Linked DNA regions of Homo sapiens: region 1 is linked to region 2. A link is a loop called in an ENCODE intact Hi-C map of the cell type or tissue named here. Cell type or tissue: mammary epithelial cell. All regions are shown on one strand.

Region 1 (8,000 bases), 65 kb before region 2:
GGCTTTGTGTGAGACGATTTTGTTCAACTGCAGGCTAAGTGTCCTTAGCACGTTTGAAGAAGGCTGGGCTAAGCTATGATGTTCAGTAGTTTAGGTGTATTAAATTTATTTTTAACTTACAATATCTTCAACTAATGACGGGTTTACTGGGAGGGAACCCATCTTCATTCAAGGACTATCTGCACGGAGTATCCACTATATGACAGAAACTTCAATAGAAAACCTGAAAAAATGTAACCTCGCTTAGCCCTCAATAAGCTTGTAATAAAATGAGGGCACACAACTATAGTCAAACAATTAAAATGCAAAAATGTCATGATTAAATAATATTGAGTTTCCCTCTGTGGGGATACTTTAGATAATGCTGAATGATGAACAGAAATTGGAAGAATTTTACAAAATGGGTGGAAGACCTTTCACACTGGGAGAACACAGGCATGAGGCAAAAACTGTGTGAGACAGAGGAAGCACAACTCTTCACTATGGCTGAAGGGAATAAGGAGTATGGGGTAACAGTGGGGTCACTGGGCTGTGAAGAGTATGGTACCTGCCAGGAAGGAGTCAGCACTCATCCTAAGAAACTGAAGAATGCAATCATGATCAGATTTGTATTTTAGAAAATCCCTTTAGCAGAAATAGAAATAAATGGTGGGAAGAGTGATTTGGGACAGGGAGATGAATCGGGCTATGTTTCTGTTAAACATTTGGAGTGAGAATAAGCAAAACCATGGGATCATTCTGAAGCTCTTCACAGAATATTCAGGTTTATGTAATGATGCATAGTTTAAAATCCAGTATCTAACATGGCTAGCATGTACAGCCTAGAGAGGCATGTGCAATGCAAATGAAATGTTAAGATAGAAGAGAAGACAAACATATTTTACTTGTAATGGAAATCATTTCAGATTATGTCCAGTTTTGTCTCAGGCTATCTCTCTGGGACTCCTTTCTAATTAGGGGGGAAAGGGGGGCGGGGGGGGGGCGGGCAGTTTTAGAAGTCCTAAGAAGGGAATATTGCTGTCATCCATAGAAGAAATGATGAAGATTTAAGAAAACGAAAGTAGACATGGAGAGAAATTGATGAATTCAAGTAATACCAAAAGGGTAAGATCAAGAGGACTTGGAGACAGTAGTGTGATGAAAGAAAAGAAGAAAAGAAGTCCAGGGTAACTGAGGTTTCTGCAGGAAACGTGAGAGCTGGAAAAAGAGCTGCAGATGTGGAAATGAAGAGGATGATCACGGTTGTAGTTGTACCAAGCCAGAAGTGGCCATGGGGCTCTGAAATGAAGAAACGATCAAGATACAAAATAAGAAGTCATTGCACGCATTGACAATGGAAGCCTGGGTGTGAATGAGGCTCACCCAGGGAACATGCACACAGTAAGGAGAGAAGAAAGCCAAGAGGTCTCCCAGGAAACATGGATATTTTAAAGATAAGCAGTGGAAAATGAGGCAGCAAATGAAATGAAGAAGGCAATTTCAAAGAGTGAGGAGAAAAGTCAAGGAGATGGATGTTATGGACATAAAGAAAAGGACACATTTCAAAAAGGAGGAAGTCAACCCTGGTAAATGGTGCCCAAAAGTCAAGAATGTTCTCTTGCTTTGGCCCCAGGAGAGTGAGAATGACCTTATGCAGGTAGTTACACTGGCGCATGCCCCGACAGAGGACAGCACTCCAAGTTTCAGTGAGCACCATGAGAAAGGAGAGCAGGACTTGACGGGTCTACTGGGAGGAGGGCCAACCACGGAGGGTGTTCATAGTTACAAACGTAGGCACTGCCTGTCATTCCACCTAAAAGGCCATGCTCAAGAGTCATGTAAAACACATGAAGACTGCAAACTTAATTGATAAATGTTGTGTGGGTTCTGACTGCTCCGCCAACTGTCTGTTTCTCCATCGGCTCATGAGGCTTAAGGAAAGAAGCCATCTCCATAACACAAGTGTAAGGCAAAGCAGCAAGTGCTGATGTAGAAGCTGCAGCAAGTTATCCAGAAGATCTAGCTAAGATCTGATGAAAGATCAACATGCCAGATATAATAATGAAAAAGTTTGAAACATCACGAGAATCACCAACAGGTGACACACAGACATGAAGTGAGCACATGCTGTTGGAAAAAATGGCACAGATAGACTTGCTTGCCACACTATTGCCACAAACCATTAATTTCTAAAACATGCAACTTATGTGAAGTGTAATAACGTGAAGCACAATACAGTGAGGTATGCCTGTATTTGACTGACCCGGGAATTCTGGCCTGTAGCTTCAAATCAAAATCCCAGGCCAGGCATGGTCGAAAACACACACACACACACACACACACACACACACACATACACGAAGGTATATCTTGGTAATTTTTCCAATTTATTTTACGTATACTTTTTTCTTTTAAAGCAGAAGGATCCACTAAAGACTGTTTTCTACAGTGCTCCTCTGAGAATGCCAATTTACTACTGCAGTGTTCACTGAGTGTTCCCCAGACGAGGCATCAAAGGATGACTTCTTGTTTAATCTTTCCAGACACAGTTTTTTTTAAAGTAGGAATTGTAAGTAATTCTGCCCTTATCCCTAAAATAATACACTGGGAAAATTGCATTCCTACATTTGCCATTGTTATTCAGTGCTGCGTAAGTTTGTGTTCACTCTCCCTTACGAGTGTCTCCTATCACTAAGCTCAGCCCATTTAAAAGGTGTCAGGAGGATGACCCACCATGAACTGTGCTGTTTTCCATGCCCCAATGACATTGATTCCATCAGTGACTGTCAGAGCTTGGATGGAGATCCAGTTTATGTCTAGTAGCACAAGTAGCAAGGAAGGCCATGTTACCAGTGCCTCCATCTGGACGTGTAGTAAGTGGCAGAGCCCTTTCTATTTCATCATAGTGGAGGCTGCGACTGTCTTGGGCACCAGTGCTGTGGCTACAAGGAAAGAGTTCTGGGGAGTTATTGGTGATACCCTATTCCTGGCTGTTTTTCAGTGTGGTATTAAAATTATTGATATACAATAATTATTTCTCTTAGTTATAAAAACTCTTTCTTTCTCATTTAGAAGGAAAACTACAATTGCTTCTCTTGAAATTGAGTTCTAATCAATAGTATGATTCTTTGCTGTTTTCTTAGCAACTCAACAAACCTTCAGTTTTATCTGGGTTTGTTGTACCATCTACAACTTACTGTTGCTTAACTATCTCCATCCTTCACACACACACACATACACACACACACACACACACACACACCCCTATACGTGCATGTGTGGCCCTCTTGCATCTAATAGAAAGTACAATGTATTTGTACATTTCAAAGGTAACCACTAAAGCATGATTCATGAGGCATTATTGGGGATCTCTTTGTCTTTACTATGTTGTAAAGGTTGCAGTGGTGCTTATGCAATTTGGTTCTATTCTTGGCATTGTAAAGTCAGTTTAATCTCATTCTCTACATCTGGAGGCTTTTGCAGAGCAGTGACTATTACATACTTAAGAGGATTGATATGACATGAATAGTGCTTGAGCGATTAGGTCTTGGAAGGGGATTTTGTGGGTGTGTCTTGCTTTCCTGTTCTATCATGCACTCTAGACCTCTGTAATACCTTTTTAAATAACTCTGACACATCTTTTGGGATCTTCCATAGCTTTTTTACATGCTTTTTTAGTCTTTTTATTAATCTCCTTACATAGACTGCCTTGTTCTTTGCAGACCATTTTTCACCAGGGAGCTGTTCTTTATTTTCTGTTTTCCATGGTCTTCTCATGTAGTAAACATTCCAGAACCCACTCTTTTCTTTTCTTTTTTTTTTTTTTTTTTGAATTTAAAAATTTCCTTTTTGGGCATAATGTCAAATTCTAAAAGTTTTTCAGGTATTGTTCTTAAATTCCTCCAGGGAGTAAGTGATAACTTACTTTCCTATATTTCCTTCACCTAAACTTGAAAAGTGAATTTCATTTTCCCTTAAGAAATGATTATGTTATTTCAATGTTTTGAATGGGATATTTCTGGACTGATACCATCGTTTCTGCTGGTATTTTTTTTCTGAATGCATCTTTTTTTTCTGAACTATTTCTGAATTACTCAATGTGTTGTTTCCTCATCAGCATATAAAGCTGCCCAGACTAAATGTGTCTAAGGCTGAGATGTCAATGTTTGCTTTGCATCCACCTTCATACTCATAACCTGGCAGGAAACATCATGTGAAAATACTCTTTATAAGGATATTAATTATTAATATATCTCTCAACTCCACTCCATGCTAGTTTCACTCAAAAAGCAAAGAGATTTAATGCTAAGGCCCCTGAGGCAGTGAGGGTGCCACCTCTCAAATTGTGATAATCTTGTCGACATTTTGATATTGGTTTGCAAGGAAAATCCCTTTTAGGTGATGCTTTTGGCAGGACAGTGACACAATAATTTGTACCACACAACCTCCCAGGTAAGAGGGGACAGAATGCCTGTGAAACAAATAAGAAGATTAAGTTAACATGGGAGTTCCTTCAAACAAAATAACTCAGTGACACCCAGAAGTGTCAGTGGAAATTCAGGGAGCACAGGTTTTCAAAGAACTTTTGTGTCAGAAAGGAGCTTTTAAATTTGAACAGCTCAGGAATTAATAAGATCTGGGCCAACAAGCTTTGGCTCTATCCAGACTGCTTGTGTACTGACAGCTTTCTAATGTGGAGACAGAAAAGCTCTGGGCCTGGAAAGGGAGGCCTGAGCAGACTCAACTGAATCCTCAGGCAAGGGAGTCTTGACATGGTGGTGTTTTTGACCAATTGTGATGAAATTTCTGTTTATATTATAGCTTTGAGGTTTTAATCTTTAGAAATAAAGCTGGATGGCTAGTATTTATTTAAATGCATTTTCTTCTATCTAGAGCAGTGGTTCTCAACCAAGGGTGATTGTGCAGCCACTTTCTATGAGATATTTGGCAATGTCTGGAGATGCCAACTTGGGGGAGGGGAGCTACTGGCGTCTACTGGGTAGAGACCAGGGATCCTGCTACACATCCTATGATGTACAGCCCAGAACTCCCCAACAAATAATTATCTATTCCAAAATTTCAGTAAGTCCAAGGTTTAAACACCTTTGTTTAGATCAATGGAATATACAATTACGTTTTTTTAACCTCATGATAGTCAAAGATGAAAGCATAAATTAATAATCAAAAATATACTTTGCAGTAATAATTTCTGTTTCTGTACAAATCCTGAGCACTGGTTTCAGTTTCTGCAGATCCTCAGCTGATGCTTACTTCAATTGGAGAAAGAAAAGAGCATTTCGTGTGAGACAGTAATTTCACAATGAGACAGGGTTTTCCATTCATCCATCAGGCCTAAAGCAAAACTAATTTTGTAGTAAATTGTATTTCTTTATTGATTTTTATGGAATCTGTGCCGATTATAATAAAAAACTTAATAATGTATGTAATTGTTGATTGTTTTCTAAAATATAATTATAAGCCAATTATTCATTCTCACACAGCATCAAATAACAGAAACAATGAAAGTAAATCCTAAACTTCCTCAATCTAAATTGCCATAATTTTTAAGGAACACAAAAGGAAATTTTTGTTTTTGTGTTTCTAGTGGAAACCTTGGAAGTTAGGCCTAAGCAATGAAAATAAGCCTGACTTCGGGTACCCCTTTTTCATATTTGAGAGAAGTGTCTTAACTCAGTAATCGATAATTAGCATAAATCTTTGCATGGAGATGAAAATGCATACTCTCTTTTTAGTTTTTAAAATGTCTAAATTGGTTATTTGCTAACTATGAGATTCATTCTTTTTTCTTTAGCTATTAAATGGACAGAAACAACATGGGTACTAAAATGTTTAATTATTCTGTATATTTAAAAAAAAAGTGTCCATTCAAATCAGTCTTCACGTAATGCCTTGATACTACAACTCTCCTCAAAGACTTGGATGTGGTCTTGGCCTCTGTCCTTCCACAGCAGAGTGTGGGTTGGCTGGGAAATCCCTTTTGGGGCATGGAGCTGACCTCAAGAAATGCACTGTGGGTGTGAGTGCAAGGGCCAAACAGTGTGCTTCCTTCTCCTTACTTAGTTTTGAGCCTCACACTTTCCCAAAGCAGCTTTTTCCATTTTCTCTGTGGGGATTTTACATAGGGACATCTTAAAAAACTACTTCTCTCATACAATTTCCTGTCCATAATACCTTTCACAAGTGGACATCTGCTTAATCTAGAAATCCAAAGAAAACAATGTCACAGTATCCTCTTGTCCTGAGTTCCTAGTCCAGTACAACCGATAATACAAGCAGGCGCTTCTAACTCCACTTTTTCTCTGGGAAGTTCATTGCAGCCGGTTACAGCCGTATGGTTCCTCTATGCACCCGGAAGCTGAAAGCCACATTAAGCCCATGAAGGGGTAACTCTCCCAGCTTCTATCAGGTTTTCCTTTCCCATTGTGCAATGATTTCCTCAGCCTTGCTGCCTACATTAGACTCCTTGCTTGCCAGTCAAAATCACTTCAAAAATGTCTACATTTTCAAAGGTTCCTCGCTGAAAATCAATTCTGTGGTGCACATTTCAAAATGGCCCAAGCAAAGGATGATAATGTAGCCACTGTGGCCCCTCCAGGTCACTTCTGTTCATTTCCCTGATTTTCACCATATGCTCCACCAACTCTGGCCACTGGCAGTCCCCGGATCACACCACACCAGGATCTCCCAGTAAGAAGGGGAACTCTCACTGTGCCCACTGATCAGACACCCGTGTCCTCAGCCTGGATCATTCTATTTCCAGGACTCAACCTCGCCTTGGACTTTCTCAACTTTCCCTGACACTCCAGGGTGACAAGTGGTCTGTTTGAGTTTATCCCCTGTCCAGACGGCTTTCTGAGGCAGGGACAGGCTCTTAACAGGAGTGTCTCCCCAAGCCTGGCACATTGCCTGGTGCACAGGAGACTGAATTCATAAAAGAATGATGGGATGAATCAACAGACCCATGCTGAAACCTCAATCTAAAAAAGAAATTACAAAATCAAGTGGAGAAAGCTACCTATTTGACAGGGAAAGCTACAGATGATGCTATGGACTGAATTGTGTCCCCCCGAAATTCTTGTGTTGAAGCTCTAATCCCCAATGTGGCTGTGTTTGGAGAGAGAGCTTTTACAAAGATCATTAAGGTTAAACAAAAGCATCAGGGTGGGGTCCTGATTCATTTGGGTTGGGGGCTTTAAAAGAAGAGAAATAGACACCAGGAGGAAGGGCCATGTGAGAACACAACAAGAAAATGTTCTTCTGCAAACCAGGGAGACAGGCCCACAGAGAAACCAACCTTGCCAGCAACTTATTCATGGAAGTCCAGTCTGCAGAGCTATGTGGAAGGAATTTCTGTTGTTTAAGCAATCTAGACTGTGGTATTGTGGAAGCCTGTGATGGTGAATATTGAACGTCAACTTGATTGGATTAAAGGATGCAAATATTGTTCCTGGGTGTGTCTGTGAGGGTGATGCCAAAGGAGATTAACATGTGAGTCAGTCGACTGGGAGAGGCAGACCCACCCTCAATCCGGGTGGGCACCATCTCAACAGCTGCCAGTGTGGCCAGAATAAAAGCAGGCAGAAGAACGTGGAGAGACTAGACTGGCTTAGCTATGAGCCTACATCTTTCTCCCATGCTGGGAGATGCTTCCTTCCTGGGAACATCAGACTCCAAGTTCTCCAGCTTTGGGACTCGAACTGGTTTCCTTGCTCCTCAGCTTGCAGATGGCCTATTGTGGGACCTTGTGATCTTGTGAGTCAATATTCCTTAATAAACCCTCCCCCCTTTTTTGAGATGGAGTTTCCCTTTTGTCACCCAGGCTGGAGTGCAATGACATGGTCTCGGCTCACTGCAACCTCCACCTCCCAGGTTCAAGTGATTCTCCTGCCTCACCCTCTCGAGCAGCTGGGATTATAGGCTCCCGCCACAACGCCCGGCTAGTTTTACATTTTTAGTAGAAATGGGGTTTCCCCACATTAGCTAGGCTGCTCTTGAACTGC
Region 2 (8,000 bases):
TCATCCCCACTGTCTGGCAATTCTGCTGTTAGAAGTGTATACCGCAGATGTATTCTTAGACATGCACGAAGAGTATAAACAAGGATGCTCAATGCAGCCAAAGTGTTCAATCTCCCTAAATGAACATCAGTCAGGAGATGCACAGCATTGTGTATCCATATGAAGCATGCTTATACAGATGAGACTAAGGTAGACCATACTTACAGACAGTAAATGAATAAAATAAAAAGCAATGAACATAGTATGCTCCTGTGGAGTTTACTTTAAAAAAAAAAAAAAAGATGAGATAGACAACAAGTGAGAGTATATTAGTCAGAGTGCTCCAGAGAAAGAGAACCAAAAAGATACAATAGGATACAGATATATATAGAAAGAAATTGAGATGAGAGGGAAAGAGAGAGAGTTTAAATAATGGGCTCATACAGTTATGGAGGCTGGCAAGTTCAAAATTTGCAGCGCAGGCCAGTAGGTTGGAAATGCTGGCAGTTGTTCATGTTGCAGTCTTGAGTCCAAAGGCAGTCTGGAAGTTGAATTCCTTCTTCTTCTGGGGACTTCGGTCTTTTTTCTGAAGACCTTCAACTGATTAGATAAGGTTCACCCACCTTATGGAAGGTCATCTGCTTTGCTCAAAGTCTATTGATTTAAACATTAATCACATCTATAAAATACCCTCATAGAAGCATGTAGACTGATATTTGACCAGTTAACTAGCTAGCATAGGCTAGCCAAATTGATACATAAAATTAATCATCGCAGATAGATAGGTAGATAACTATATAGATAGGTATGCAAAAGAGATACAGAGAGAGATAGATAAAAGATAGCTACATATACATATATAGTTAGAAGATAGCCTATTAGTTCATTCTCACGGTGCTATAACGAAATATCTGAGACTGGGTAATTTATAAAGAAAAGAGGTTTAATTGGCTTACAGTACTGCAGGCTATACAGGAAGCATGTTAGCATCTGCTCAGCTTTAATCATGGTGGAAGTTGAAGGGGAAGCAGGTAGGCCTTATACGGCTGGAGAAGGAAGAAGAGAGACAGAGCGGGCAGGTGCTGAACGCTTTTAAACATTCAGATTGTGTGAGAACTCTATCATGAGAACAGCACCAAAGGAGAAAATCTGCCCCCATGATCCCATCCCCTCCCACCAGGCCCCACCTCTAACACTGAGGATTAAAATTAGACGTGAGATTTGGCATAGCCTAGGAGATACAGTATGGCCTGTTGTTTCTGGGCTACAAACCTGTACAGCGTGCGACTGTATGGAATACTGTAGTTAACTGCAGCATCATGAAAAGTATTTGTGATTCTAAAATAAACATATCTAAACAGAAATGATGCAGTTAAAAACACAGTATGAAAGACAAAAAGAGAAGGTATATCTGTACATGGCACTTACAACAGATGGAGCTTGTTGGACTGGAAGTTGCTCTGGGAGAGGCAGTGAGTGAGAGGTGGGTGAATGTGAAGGACTAGGACATGACTGTACCCTACTGCAGGCTTTATAAACTCCATACGCTTAGGCGACACTCAATTCATTTTTAAAATTTCTTTATTTAATAATAAATTAACCTTAGCTTATGATAACATTTTTGCTTTATAAATTCTTAAATTTTTAAAACTTTTAACTCTTTTGTAATAACAGCTTAAAATACACATTGTACAGCTGTACAAAAAGTATTTTCTTTTTTTATATCCTTATTCTATGACCTTTTTTCACTTTTAAGATTTTTATTTTTTAGTTTTTAAACTGATTTGTTAAAAATGAAAACACAAACACACACATTAGCCTAGACCTACACGGGGTCAGGGTCATCAATATCACCATCCTCCACCTCCACGTCTTGTCCCACTGGAAGGTCTTCAGGGGCAGTATCGTGTATGGAGCTGTCATCTCCTGGGATAACAATGCTTTCCTCTGGATACCTCCTGAAGGACCTGCCTGAGGCTGCTTTACAGTGACTTTCTTTTTAATAAATAGTGGGAATACACTCTAAAATAACAATAAACCATGTAGTGTGGTAAATACATAAACCAGCAACTAACACAGTCATTTATTATTATCAAGTATTAGGCGCTGTATATATTAATAGCTGTATGTGCTAGACTTTTCCATGACTGACAGCACAGTGGGCTTGTTTACACCGACGTCACCACAAGCATGTGAGTTGTGCTACAATGGTGCAATGGCGGCAGCATCACTCAGTAATAGGAATTTTCAGGTCCATTAGAATCTTACGGCACCTCTGTTATGTATGTCATTATCATTATATGATGCATGACCATGTAAAGCAACCCTAATCCTCACAATCCCTCAAGGTGAGCATTGTTCTTGCATTTTCGAGATGGGGAAGCTAAAACATAGAAGCCAGTAACTTGTCCAAGATGGTGCAGCTAGCAGGGGGTTACCGTGGATCCCCTGAGGGACAGTCTGACTTCTGCGTCCCCTTGTGTTCTTCCTAGGTCCCCTGCTGCCTTTCCCAAGACTGTCAGCACCAGCTCCTCGGCACCACCACCGCCCACTGCTCTCAGGTTTCTTTGGTGCCTCTATCTCTGTCTGCTATGTGGCTCCATTTTTTTGTCTCCTTCCCTCAGAGGTGGGGTTTTCAAGGGTAGAATTCTGAAGTCAAATTTATCTATCTTCTTTACTACTGTTTTCTACAGTATTCCGTACAGTTGCTTGCTGTACAGGTTTGTAGCCCAGGACCAACAGTAGTAAAGAACAGTAGATTCTAGATAGATAACTCCTGGGCCTACCTTCACAATAATTTATATCTATAATTTATATTGTTTAATTGGTGATTTCCAAAATCTCGACTGCCTTAAGTATCATTTCTGTTATTCTACTAGAAACATCCGGCTCAGGGATTCTCCACCTTAACCCTATTGACATTTTGGGTCAGATGAGTCTTTGTGGTTGGGGTTGCCCTGTGCCTCACAGGATGTTTTCCCACTAGATATCAGTAGCACTCCCTGGCTCCAGATGGGACAACCAAAGTGTTTGCAGACATTCCCAAATGTCCCTTGTGGGGTGGGGTAGGGGAGTGGTAAAATTGCCCTGCTTGAGAACTACTGAATTCTAACTGCATGTCCTGCCAGCCATTTGACCTAAATTAAATTCTTCCCCCAAATATCCCATTTTTCTCACTTCCTTATTTCTCTTTGTGGGTCTAATTTTTCCTCAGTCGTTCAAGCTCAACATGTCTGTGCTATGTCTGACTCAGCCCCCACCCCCCATCCTCCACACCCAACCCATCACTAAGACTCATAGCATTGACTTCTACTCCCAAGCCCCTCCTTCCCTTTCCTGTTTATCTTTTAGATTCTGGCCTCTGTGATCTCACATTAACGCCAATAGCTTTTTTCTGGTTTCCCTATCATTAATTCATCCTATCCAGTGATGATAGATAAGGTTTTCTCAAAGGTAGCTTGTAGTATGTTCCTTCTTTCATTAGAACCTTCAGTGTTTCCCAATGATAGACCAAATTAAGTACAAATTGCTCACTCTTGCATTTCAGAGCCTCCACCATATGGCACCAACTCCCTTTCCAGTCTCAGTTCACACATCTCCTCTACAAGTACCAACAGGGTGGCTCACTGCTCATCAAAAGTGGGCTATGCATATGCCCTGATGCCTTTTTCTCATGCTGTTACCTCACTTGGTGAGTTCTCCTCCACAATGTTCCCCTAAAAAAGCTCACTCTTCTTTCAAAGCCAGTCTGATATTCCACAATATTCACAAATCATTTTTTTCTGGTTGACCCAACAGAATGTATTCACTTTCCCATCTGAATCTCTGCAGCTGTTCATACTGCCTCTTCTGTCAGGTTACACATCATCCCCTGGTATAGCCCGTGTAGTGTTAATAGTATCTGCTTTGCCAGATTGTAATCTTAATGATGGCAGAACTATGGTCATATTCTTCTTCATACACTCTAGTATTTAGCACAGCTATATGCATTTTAGATGTTCTTAATTATTTGTCTAAATGAGTAATAACAGTGAACTTACCTGCTTACTATCTTAACACAGTTCCTCACCATTCTTTTCTTAAATAATTGGTTTCTCAGCTGGTCTTTTGACTCATGTCTTTCCAACCCATTCTCTGCCTGGTACAAAAGTCACTTTCCAAACACAAGTCTGATCATGCTGACCCTGACTGAGAACTTGGAATGGCTCCCGTTGCCTAGAGGATGGGTGCAAACTCCTTGGTATGACACACAAAGCCCTCTGTATTCTGGCTACTGTGGTTTGTCTCAGCAGTCCTCCCTCCAACTGCATTCTTGCGACATGCTAAGTTTCCAGTTCCAGCTGTCACGCTGCTCCTTTCCCCACATCTCCCATACCTTTGTTTGTACTGCTCCTTCTGCCAGGAATGCCTTCTGCCAAGAATGCCACCTACAACAGCTGTTTACTTCTCACTACTATGCAAGGAGGGCCCTGGCCTTCCACACCATGAGCCTCCTTCCAGGGGCATCCACTGGGCTCTGCACGTACTCCTGCCACAGCTCCTGTAATATTTTGCTGTGTTGACTTTTCATGCCTGAATCCAGCTGCTCACAATGAGCACATAGAGCAAAATGAACTGTGTTTTATAGTCCTTTGCCTTTCAGATGCCTAGATAGTGCTGACAATGGAGGAAGCTAATGAAAACTATCTTGCCCAATGACTGATGAATGGATGAATCCAAAGCAGAAAACCAGTCTATTCTAGTCACCAACTAGAAGAGTTTGTTTCATAGATTATGTATGTCAGTGTTTAAAATGCCACCAACAAACTCTGTTTATTTTGTGAGACCTGAATGTCTGACATCATTAAGAGGAGAGATCAGCTGAGCGAGTCTATTAGCCAGTGTATTGCCATTTTCAGTTTTATATTTAAAAACTTTTAAAACCACATTAGATATTTCCCTGACTTGGTCAACAGGATATTCCGGAAATAATGTTACTCTCCTCCTATAATGGAGTTATCATTATGAGAATACATTTCTATATGAGTTTTAATTAATTTATGCCTACAGGTACCATAAAGAAATCACTCACTGCTGTTTATCTGTCTTTCTCTGTTTATCTGTTTATCTGTTGCCAGTTTATCTGTCTTCCTCTCTGCTTCCAGTAAGTTTTGTTTTCTTTTCCTTTCCTTTCCTTTCCTTTCTTTTCTTTTCCTTTTTCGTTTCCCTTCCCTTCCCTTCCCTTCCCCTCCCCTCCCCTCCCCTTCCCTCCCCTCCCCTTTCTCTTTTTCTCTTTCTCTTTCTCTCTTTCTCCCTTTCTTTCTTTCTCTTTCTTTCTTTCTTTTCTTTCTTCCTTCCTTCCTTCCTTTCTTTCTTTCTTTCTTTCTTTTTTCTTCTCTCTTTCTTCCTTTCTTTCCTTTCCCACAAAGTTTTGCTCTGTTGCCCAAGCCAGAGCACACTGGCACAATCTCAGCTCACTTCAACCTCCGCCTCCCTGGCTCAAGGTATCCTCCCACCTCAGCCTCTGAAGTAGCTGGAACTACAGGCATGTGCCACCATGCCCACCTAATTTTTGTAATTTTGGAGAGACAGGGTTTTGCCATATTGCCCAGGCTGGTCTCAAACTCCTGGGCTCAAGCTATCTGCCTGCCTTGGCCTCCCAAAGTGCTGGGAATAGAGGCCCGAGCCACCATGCCCAGTCACAAGCAGGTCTTCTTCTTCATTCCTGTTAGGATATCTACTTAAAGCTTCTCTCCACTTTGCCCTTGAACTACTTCTTGACACTTTACCTCTGTCCTGCATTAATCTTATGACTCAAGGGAGCTGTTAGGGAAACCAGAAAATCAAAGGTGTTAAATCACATACTGTCTCAGCCTACTTGCACTGATGTAACAAAATGCTGTAAACTGGGTAGCTTATAAATAACGAGATTTGATTATTCTTAGCTCTGGAGGCTGTGATCGTGACCAAGGCACCTGCAGAGAACCCCCTTCCTAGCTCATAAGCATCCATCTTCTCGTTGTGTCCTCACATGGTGGAAGGAGTGAGGGGTCTCTCTGGGGTCTCTTTTGTGTGGGCACTAGTCTCATTCATAAGGGATCTGCCCTCATAACCTAATCACTTTTTAAAGGCCCCACCTTCAAATACCATCACATTAGAGAACTTGGCTTCAATATGTGAGCTTGTGGGGAACAAATCATTCAGTCTATAGCACGTACCTAGTCAGACATTTATGAGTAGGTACTGTCCTGAGATGAGGATATTTCTGTCTTCTGAAAAAATATGTGTGAGCTGTATAGGAACTGATTTGTTTGTGTTGCAATGGCTGGTATGTGTATTTCTGGTTTAAGCTCTGATCCTAGTTCTTAATGCTGCCAGAAGCCTGACCATTTAGGGTTCACCTGCCATTGGAGAGAGGGAATTCAGCATGGTCAATGGAAGTTGTTTTACATTTACATTTTGTGGCCTAATCCTAAAGAGTTGGAGTGGAAAAACAGGTGAAGGACAAACCTTCAATTCGATATGCCTGGTTGAAAAGAGGTTGGAACTGAAATAATAGCAAAGATGTTGTAAAAAGCAAAACAAAACAAAACTTTCAAAATAGCATGAACAGAAGTTAACAGATTAGAGATGACCAAGAATCTACAAAGGCAAATCTTGGAGTTATGAATAATGGAATACAAAAGGAAGTCTATACCTGTTGTAACTATCAAGGATGAAGTAAAAATGTAACTTCATCATCTTGAAAACAATTGAAAAAAATGAATAATTACAATTAAGTCATAGTTGATATATATGGCATGCTTAACAAAATAACTCGCTTTCCAACGAAAAGAAATATACGTTCAGAGGAAGGAATCTATCCAAAAGAAAGATGCAACAAAGTTGAGACTGGAAGGAGTCATGGCAGGCCCTGGTCTCTGAATGGTGAGAACTAATATTTACCAGGCCTGTACTATACGGCGGGCCCCATCTGGAGCAACTCAGGTGGGGTCCACATGTCTTATCCCTCAACAGCCTAGTTCAGACATGTCCTTCTGTGGCAATGGCATTGAGAAAGATTGCAAGTAGTAATGTGCAGGTGCGTTTTCAAGCCTCCGCTAGCATCCCATTGTTTATAGCAAGTCATAGGACCAGGACCAGGCCCAGAGTCAGAGTGGGTGGGCATGACAACATTACGTTCCTGAGGGTGTGACAGAGGGTGGGACAAAGAATGGCCCCTGTTGCAGCCTATCATGCTGTAGATGAGATCAGTTGGGTCACTTACAGAAGGTCATCAACTTCTCAGAGGCAGAGCCTGGATTCAAACTTAATCTTTCTGATCCAGCCCCTCCCAATCCACAGCTCCAGGAACCAGGAGAGGTTACAGCCCACAGGAGAGCTCTTAATGTATCATACTATGAAAGCCTGCAAGTCGGTTGGTAAGCAAAGTGTCAAAGAACGTGTGGGAACAATGTGATTTTAAAGAGGTGGAGCAGAAAGTCCAATTAAAAAAGAAAAGTAGAAGAAATTAAAACCAAATGTAAGACCTTAGAGATAAAGTCATCATGATAGCACAGCTTGTGAAGCACAGGCTTCTAATTTTGCAAAAGAACAAAAGCGATCTGGCAGGAGAGTAAATCATTTTATGAAAGTAATAAAAAGAGGAATGAGATAAGGGCAAAAATCTGAGTTTACAGCATTTATATTTCAAATGTTATTAATTTGTTGTGTCTAGATTTTATTTCGCATTAGGTTAGGAGAAGTCTTGAAAATGTTCATCAGGTAAATAGATTTTAGAGAACAAAATGCTATACAATGGACCTTCTTGACATTCACTAACAAAAATGCACTTTGCAAATTATAAACCCCTTTGGAAATCTGGGGAATTTTTATAATAGCAGAGCCAACCATCTTTCTTGAATGAACTAGACTAGGCAGTTGACCTGAGGCACCTTCTGTTTCAGGATGTTACATGCCTTTGAAGGAAAGAAAATAGCTAAGTTAAATACATATATTCGATGACTACTTTCTTAAAAGTAATCCTGATTTTCCATTAGAGT

Evidence for each region. A loop is a pair of places that touch in the nucleus more often than their neighbours do. Peaks named below come from ENCODE experiments on the same cell type or tissue, not always from the same donor. Only the 100,000 strongest peaks of a DNase experiment are listed, where the experiment ranks them.
Region 1: a loop joins it to region 2, with 7 times the contacts of the local background. A loop is called at or near these places in 3 of 110 quality-filtered maps.

The regions. Positions count from the first base shown.
Region 1 is chr13:105,922,255-105,930,254 of GRCh38, forward strand. No RefSeq gene overlaps it. Among named protein-coding and RNA genes, the nearest start is that of LINC00343, 220 kb to the left of the region's middle. In mammary epithelial cell, no CTCF peak of the experiment used is centred here; a DNase peak (open chromatin) is centred at 3,437; H3K27ac peaks cover 1,579 bases.
Region 2 is chr13:105,987,510-105,995,509 of GRCh38, forward strand. No RefSeq gene overlaps it. Among named protein-coding and RNA genes, the nearest start is that of LINC00343, 280 kb to the left of the region's middle. In mammary epithelial cell, a CTCF peak has its summit at 4,388; DNase peaks (open chromatin) are centred at 2,962, 3,262 and 4,212; H3K27ac peaks cover 2,950 bases.